Regions from separate parts of the Homo sapiens genome. Here all the other regions are linked to region 2. The links are chromatin loops, found by intact Hi-C in ENCODE. Cell type or tissue: mammary epithelial cell. All regions are shown on one strand. Region 1 overlaps MSH3 (mutS homolog 3). Region 2 overlaps RASGRF2 (Ras protein specific guanine nucleotide releasing factor 2). Region 3 overlaps MSH3 (mutS homolog 3).

Region 1 (2,500 bases), 360 kb after region 2:
CGCCTGAACCCTGGAGGCAGAGGTTGCATTGAGCCAAGATTGAGACACTGTACTCCAGCCTGGGCAATAGAGTAAGACTCCATCTCAAAAAAAAAAAAAAAAAAAGGTAGGGGGGGGGGGCATCATATTGAAAGTGAAGACAAAAAATTACTCTAAGTAATCTCTTTTAACTATAAAACATACATTCCTAATCATTTAAAAGTTCTACGGTACAAGTTCAATTTAAAGTGTAGAGTATCTCAAATTTTCTAATGAATAAATTCTAATGTATATTTCAGTATTTAATTGTGTGCATTAGGGGAAATTTAGATGCTTGAAAAGTAAAAAATAATATTAAGAAGACTTAAGTGTATGGAGAAGTTTTTTCCACCACCCCTTCTAAAATGGCTTGCCTGATCACTATGTTTGTTTCCCAACCCACATACCAGTTTTAACGCTCTTGGCTATTTTGGTCTCAGGTTAGGTAGCAAGGCTACAACTTTGAGAGCCAGACACTGCTGAAGCAGGCAACAGAAATACCAACACACTCAGTGCTTTGCTTTGGCATCTATTGAAACATGAAATGTGATGAAAGTTGTTACACTAGAACAAACTTCAAATAAAAACTTCACTTTCTGGAGATGACGGGTGGATTCCTGTGGGTCTTTTGGCCCAATGTATCAGAAAACAAACATTACAAGGTAAGTCATTCTGTCTTCACTCCTGTGACAGTGACCAAAAAGATCCCTATTGTTGAAGGCTAACAAAGAACAAGGCTGCCTAATCATATACATATCATTAAGGTCAAATTAATTACTTCCCTCCCAGAGTATCATTCACTATTGCCAGGCATGGTGGTATAAACAATGATAGCCCTTCAGGCTGGATTTGCCACCTGCTGACTGTAGACCCTAGGACCTTGAGTGAACATAGATGGTAGTCAGACAGTGGTTACCACGGGCCTTGGGTAAGACCCAGTATTCTGCTGGCTTCAGGTCAGACCCAGTGCAGTCCCAGTGGTGGTGGTCACAGAGGTGCTTGAGTCACCCCTCCCTCAGCTCTAGGTGGCTCAGCAGAGACAGGCTCCGTTTGTTTGGGGGAAAGTAAAGGAGGACAACAAGAGTCTCTGCCTAGAAATCCAGGGAATTTTCCAGAATATTATGCAAGACCACCAAGGTGGTAACTCAAAGAGTCTACAAGAGCTACAGTATTACTGGACTTGGGGTGCCCCCTAATGCAGACATAGCTGCAGTGACCACAGATTTAGATCAGAACACTCAAGTCCCTTTGAATACTTGGAAAGCCTTCCCAAGAACAAGTACAAACAAGCTAGACTGTGAAGGCTACAATAAATACCTAATTCTTCAATGCTCACTGGGTCAGACCTGAAGCCATCACAACACTGGGTCTCACCCAAGGCCCATGGTGACCACTGTCTGACTACAACCTATGTTCATTCAAGGTCCCAGGGCTCTACATAAACTAATGCAAAAAATTAAAGAGGACACACAAAAAGGGAAAGATATTCCACATGCATGGACTGGAAGAATAAATATTGTTTAAGTGTCCATAGTAACTAAAGCAATCTGTAGATTCAATGCAATCCCTATTAAAAGACCAATGACGTTCTTCACAGAAATAGAAAAAATAATCCTAAAATTTATATGGAAACACAAAAGGATCTGAATAGCCAAAGCCATCTTAAGCAAAAAGAACAAAACTGGTGGAATCACATTATCTGACTTCAAGTTATACTACAGAGCTATATAACCAAAACAGCATGGTACTGGCATAAAAACAGACACAGAGACCAATGAAACAGAATAGAGAACCCAGAAACAAATTCACACACCTACAGTGCACTCATTTTTGACAAAGGTGCCAAGAACATATGCTGGGGAAAAGACAGTCTCTTCAATACCCCCATATGCAGAAGAATGAAACTGGACTCCTACCTCTCACCTTGTAAAAAAATCAAATCAAAATGGATTAGAGACTTAAATCTAAAACCTCAAACTATGAAACTACTAGAAGAAAACATTGGGGAAAATCTTCAGAACACTGGTCTGGGCAATAACTTCTTGAGAAATACCCCACAAACACAGGCAACGAAAGCAAAAATGGACAAATGGGATCACATCAAGTTATTAAATAAAAATCTGCACAGCAAAAGAAACAATCAACAAAGTGAAGAGACAACCCACAGAATGGGAGAAAATATTTGCAAACCATCCATCTGATAAAGGAACGCTAACCAGACTATACAAGGAGCTCAAAGAACTCAACAGGAAAAAAACTGAAAAAAAATTTAAAAATGGGCAAAAGATCTTAATAGACATTTCTCAAACGAAGGCATACAAACAACAGGCATATGAACAGGTGCAACATGATTGATCATCAGAGAAATGCAAATCGAAATTACAATGAGATATCATCTCACCCCAGTCAAAATGACATATTCAAAAGACATGCAATAACAAATGTTGGTGAGGATGTGGAGAAAAGGTAACTCTTGTACACT
Region 2 (2,500 bases):
ACTTAAAGACTGAAGTCATTTCATGAGGGGGATCAGGAGACACCCTAATTTCCCTTCTTTCAAAAGCTCTCTGCAGTTTCGTCCTCATTCTTTTCCTTTACCCCTGGGGAAAGCTAAAGATGAGCTGGGAAGAACATCTCAGAAGGGACTGGGAATTTTTAAATCGGCTTAGCTCAATGAACGGCCTTAGAAAAATCCCCTCATCTCGGGTTCTCAGTGTCCTTTTTGGTCACAAAAGGAGCTTATCTGGATGCCTCTAAGGTCCCTTCCTTAGTGTCTCCTTGGATGAAGCTCAGGTTGCCCACCATGCATCTGATACCATCCTTTCGCTGACCTCAATTACCAGCCCTTCGTCCCTCCCCCATCCTTCCCCTTCAGTATCCATAAATCCCTCCCGTCTGTGCACAGAGGCCTTTCCTCAACACCGCCACTCCCTCACATGTGACAATAGAGGCTGTGTCTTTCTTGCTTATCTTAGGTATCCTTGGAGTATCTGTAAGCAGACAAGGGCTTTTGTCAGGAGAAGTAAAGTTCACGGCCAGGTGCTGTGGCTCACACCTGTAATCCCAGCAGTTTGGGAGGCTGATGTGGGTGGATCTCCTGAGGTCTGGAGTTCGAGACCAGCCTGACCAACATGGTGAAACCCTGTCTCTACTAAAAATACAAAAATTAGCCAGGTGTCGTGGCACGCGCCTGTAAATTCCAGCTACTTGGGAGTCTGAGGCAGGAGAATTGCTTGAACCTGGGAGGCAGAGGTTGCAGTGAGCTGAGATGGCGCCACTGCATTCCAGCCTGGGTGACAGAGCAAGACTCCATCTCAAAAAATACAAAAAAAGAAGAAAAGAAAAAAAGAAGTAAAGTATCACTTTACTTTTTGCCCCAGTAATCCGCTGGTGCTTTGGTCCTGGGTGTTTCTTAGTAAAGTCAGGCAACACCAATTCTATACACCTGACTGCATCTATGAGTTTACATAAGGCCCCTGAATGGAAATAGACTACAATCCCATCTTGTCTCTTTGAGGTTCAATGATGCTGAGATATATCAGGTGGACCTATATGGCACAGAACCAGGTCAGACAGTAGGAAAGGATGATGGGGCCTCCAGAGAGTCAAGCACCAGGAGTCTGGCCTGGTGTGTTGGAATAAGTCCCAGGGCTTATAGAAGGTGTAAGTAATATGGTCTGGACGAGTTAGCTCCAGGCTAGTTGGCAGAGATCTACACTGGCCCCAGAAGTGGCCATGAAGAGAGTGGGCATCACAGAAACACCTCTGGAGATGAGTCAAAGCTTTGGCACGAGCAGCAGAGGCACACAGGACCAGCAGGTGGGGCTGTTGATATAGTTAGGACAGGACACATGGCCTAGAGCAGCATCACCAGGCAAGGTCAGGCGGATAATGTCAGGTGAAAACAGTGCTGGAAATTCTTGGAAATATTCCCAAAGAATTCTTTGAAAGATGGATTTTCCTGTGATGATCCATACTGATTACAAGGTGAGAGAAGCAGCTATTAAGTTATTAGAATTCAAGAATTGAAAAGAATCGGGCCTCGCTTTGGGGTCCAGTACTGGAGGCCTGGAACATTGGGTTACATTTATACCTCCCTGCATGGAAAAGGGCCTTACACATGGTAGGGACTCGGTCCAACTGTTCGATTCTTCCTACTTTTTAAATCAGAGATTTTTTATTCACTTTATCATTTGTGGATAAATAGACCAACACAGACTGCTTCCATTTATGGGAAGACCTTGGTATTTCCTGAGTCAGGAGGTTCCTAAACCTCCCTGCTTTGGAATTTACCACACTTCTCTTCCCATCTCCTCCTCCCCAGGGTCCGTAACCACAAGACTTGAGGTATTGTAAAGTACTTTCAGTTCAGCAACTGAGGACTCAGAAGAGAGGCCTGTACACAGTTGTGAAACCTTAAGCCCCTGGAAAACGCCCACCGTTCAAGGGCAAGGTCACGCTGGGTCCCACCCTTGGGGAACCCTCCACACTGGCAGGCTGCGGATTGGCTCCGCCTGTCTTTCATGTCTCTGCAAAGTGTTAACAAGTCGATTTCTATCGTTTTAGTGGAAAATGGCCGCTCAATGCTCAATGTTGAAAACTTTCAACACAGATTACTGAAAACTCTTAAAACATATTTGAGAGCCTCCAAGTTCCTCTTCTGCCCCGCCTAGATGTCTTCCCCTCATCTACATAGGACTCTAACTCCTATAGAGGAATTTCATCATTCCTCCCTCTACAATCCATACTTTGCTGATCAGGCCAATACTTACTAATTGGTATGCAACTGCCAGAAGGCAATAGAAGCTCCCCAAGAATTCCACCCCTAAATCTGTGTTGCCATCGCTATTCATTAGACAAAGTCCTTTTTGAAAACCACAAATTCTGAAAGTATTTTCTATGCAACTTCCCAAGAAATGATTTAACAGTCTAGAAATGATTCAAGTCTACCAGATACTTGTAAAAAAATATTTTCTGCCAAATCAAGTCAAAATATT
Region 3 (2,500 bases), 480 kb after region 2:
CTTCTGTTTGTATTCTTGCTCCTATTCCCAACTATTGGCATTCTCTAAGCTCCTTGATCTGATTCTTTTCTCTGTATCCGCTTTTTCCTTTAGGGAAATATTTATTTTTAAAATTCAACTGTCCCATCTAGGCAGTACACTCATCTCTTCCCTTCTATCATGCCATTCCTTTTCCCAGAAACCTTACTGCCTTCTACAGGAATCCATACCAGTTTGCTGGATTTCATAGGCCTTCACCCTTTCTTTCTCAATTCTCAACATGAAAGTTCCCTCTAATCAGAGAAATCTCCCTTCTGTCTTCACACTTCTCTAATATTTCCAGCCTGTGTGCCTCAGACCTCATATCATTTCCATACACACACAACATACCCTTCCCCCCTCCCCATTACCAACTCAAAGCCTTCTATTCTGCAAATGTACCAGCCTACCCCACCTCCTTCATACAGCCTTCCTTGGCTATGCCAGTGCTCAGGAAGCTCTCATTTCTTTGAACGCAAAATTGAGTGTCATTTGTGATGTTCACCTGATTCACCTGAAAAGTCAGTTTCCTTGAGAACTAGTAAATATTATTTGTTTATCGCTTTCTAAAGCTTTCCTCTCAACCATTTCTATAAACATACAACATTTCTAAGCTAAAGCAACCTTAACTGCAATTGATAAAGGGCTCGAGACTATTGCTTTCCATTTGTTTCTTTCTCTACATTTTTACAACAAAAGAAAGTGTAACAAGATAGTAAGACTGATTCCCTAAGACACAGGCTGAAATCTTACAAACATACTTTACATAAATAAAAATAAATAATCTAAGAAAAATTGATAGTGTATCATTATTTAGGAGTAATAATTTTAGATTACTATCATCTCTAATATTTGTTCTAAGTCACAATATGATACAAAGTAAATAAACCTGTACTTTCAGATATAAAAAGAAATGTGAAGATTTTAGTAACCATTAAACAGTAATTCACAAAATATCAAATCCTTTGGAGACCTCTTGTGGTTAAAGTTAAGAATACCAAAAACCCTAATATTTTAAGATAGACACTCCACAATTCCAAGCCATTCTTTTGCCTTTCCTCACACAGCTTTAACATATTATGTCTTCAAAATTAATAAAATATTATTAACCAGTAACTGACAAAAACTGCTGTTTTTACCTTTAGGTATATAGCATAAGAAAAAAATGGGGTACTTAGTCTGAGATACAAGAAACTACTTACCAGTGTTTAAAACAGACAAGAAGATATCACCAAAAACAAAACAAATTTTGTACTTGCAAATTTAATACTGTATTGTTTACTGGTTGTAAATATGGAAACAAAGAAGGTCATTATATAATGACAAAGGGGTCAATTCAGCAAAAGGATACGATAATTGTAAATATACATGCCTGAGGCAGGCGGATCACTTGAGGTCAGGAGTTCGAGACCAGCCTGGACAACATGGTGAAACCCCGTATCCTGTCTCTACTAAAATACAAAAAAAATTAGCCAGGCGTGGTGGTGCACGCCTGTAATCCCAGCTACTCGGGAGGCTGAGGCACGAGAATCGCTTAAACCCGGGAGGCAGAGGTTGCAGTGTACTGAGATCATGCCACTGCACTGCCCCCTGGGTGACAGAGCAAGACTCTGTCTCAAAAAAAAGAGAGAGAAAAAAAATAGCAGCTGGATACTTCAACACCCCACTTTCATCATTGGACAGATCTTCCAGACAGAAAATCAATAAAGAAACGTCAGACTTAATCTTTACTACAGACCAAATGATCCTAATAGATATTTAGAGAACATTTCATTCAATGGTTGCAGAATACACTTTCTTTTCCTCAGCATGTAGAGGATCTGATCATTATAGCATGAATGATCTAAACATTCTCGAGATTAGATCATATGTTAGGTCACAAAACAAGTCTTAAAACATTCAAAAAACTGAAATAATATCAAGAATCTTCTCTGACCACAATGAAATAAAACTAGAAATCGAAAACAAGAATAATTTTGGAAACTATACAAACACATGGAAATTAAACAATATGCTCCTGAATGGCCAGTGGGTCAATGAAGAGATCAACAAGGAAATTTAAAAATTTCTTGAAACAAATGATAATGAAAACACATACCAAAACCTATGTGATACAGTGACGGCTGTACTAAGAGGGAAGTTTATAGCTAAAAGCACCTACATGAAAAAAGAGGAAACATTTCAAATAAATAACCAAATGATAAACCTTGAAGAACTAGAAAAGCAAGAGCAAACCAAACCCAAAATTAATATAAAATAAAAATAAAAATCAGAGCAGAAATAAATGAAACTGAAACAAAGAAAATACAAAAGATCAACAAACCAAAAGTTAGTTTTTTGAAAAGATAAAATTGGTAAGACTTTCCCAGACTGTGAAAAAAGAGAGAAACCCCAAATAAACAAAATTAGAGATGAGAAAGAAGACATTACTACTGATACTACAGGAATTCAAAGGATCATTAGTGGTTACTATGAGCAACCA

Evidence for each region. Peaks named below come from ENCODE experiments on the same cell type or tissue, not always from the same donor. Only the 100,000 strongest peaks of a DNase experiment are listed, where the experiment ranks them.
Region 1: it touches region 2 in a loop (2.8-fold over the local background); 3 of 110 quality-filtered maps call a loop at or near these places.
Region 3: a loop joins it to region 2, with 12 times the contacts of the local background. A loop is called at or near these places in 25 of 110 quality-filtered maps.

What each region holds. Positions count from the first base shown.
Region 1 is chr5:80,803,199-80,805,698 of GRCh38, reverse strand. All of the region lies in intron 19 of MSH3 (mutS homolog 3), which reads right to left. Among named protein-coding and RNA genes, the nearest start is that of DHFR, 150 kb to the right of the region's middle. In mammary epithelial cell, a CTCF peak has its summit at 1,212 (motif pointing left); no DNase peak of the experiment used is centred here.
Region 2 is chr5:81,164,524-81,167,023 of GRCh38, reverse strand. All of the region lies in intron 17 of RASGRF2 (Ras protein specific guanine nucleotide releasing factor 2), which reads right to left. Among named protein-coding and RNA genes, the nearest start is that of CKMT2, 68 kb to the left of the region's middle. RefSeq lists an enhancer at 1,171-1,230. In mammary epithelial cell, a CTCF peak has its summit at 1,318 (motif pointing right); a DNase peak (open chromatin) is centred at 1,323.
Region 3 is chr5:80,685,456-80,687,955 of GRCh38, reverse strand. The region is part of intron 8 of MSH3 (mutS homolog 3); the gene reads right to left. Among named protein-coding and RNA genes, the nearest start is that of DHFR, 32 kb to the right of the region's middle. In mammary epithelial cell, a CTCF peak has its summit at 1,005 (motif pointing left); no DNase peak of the experiment used is centred here.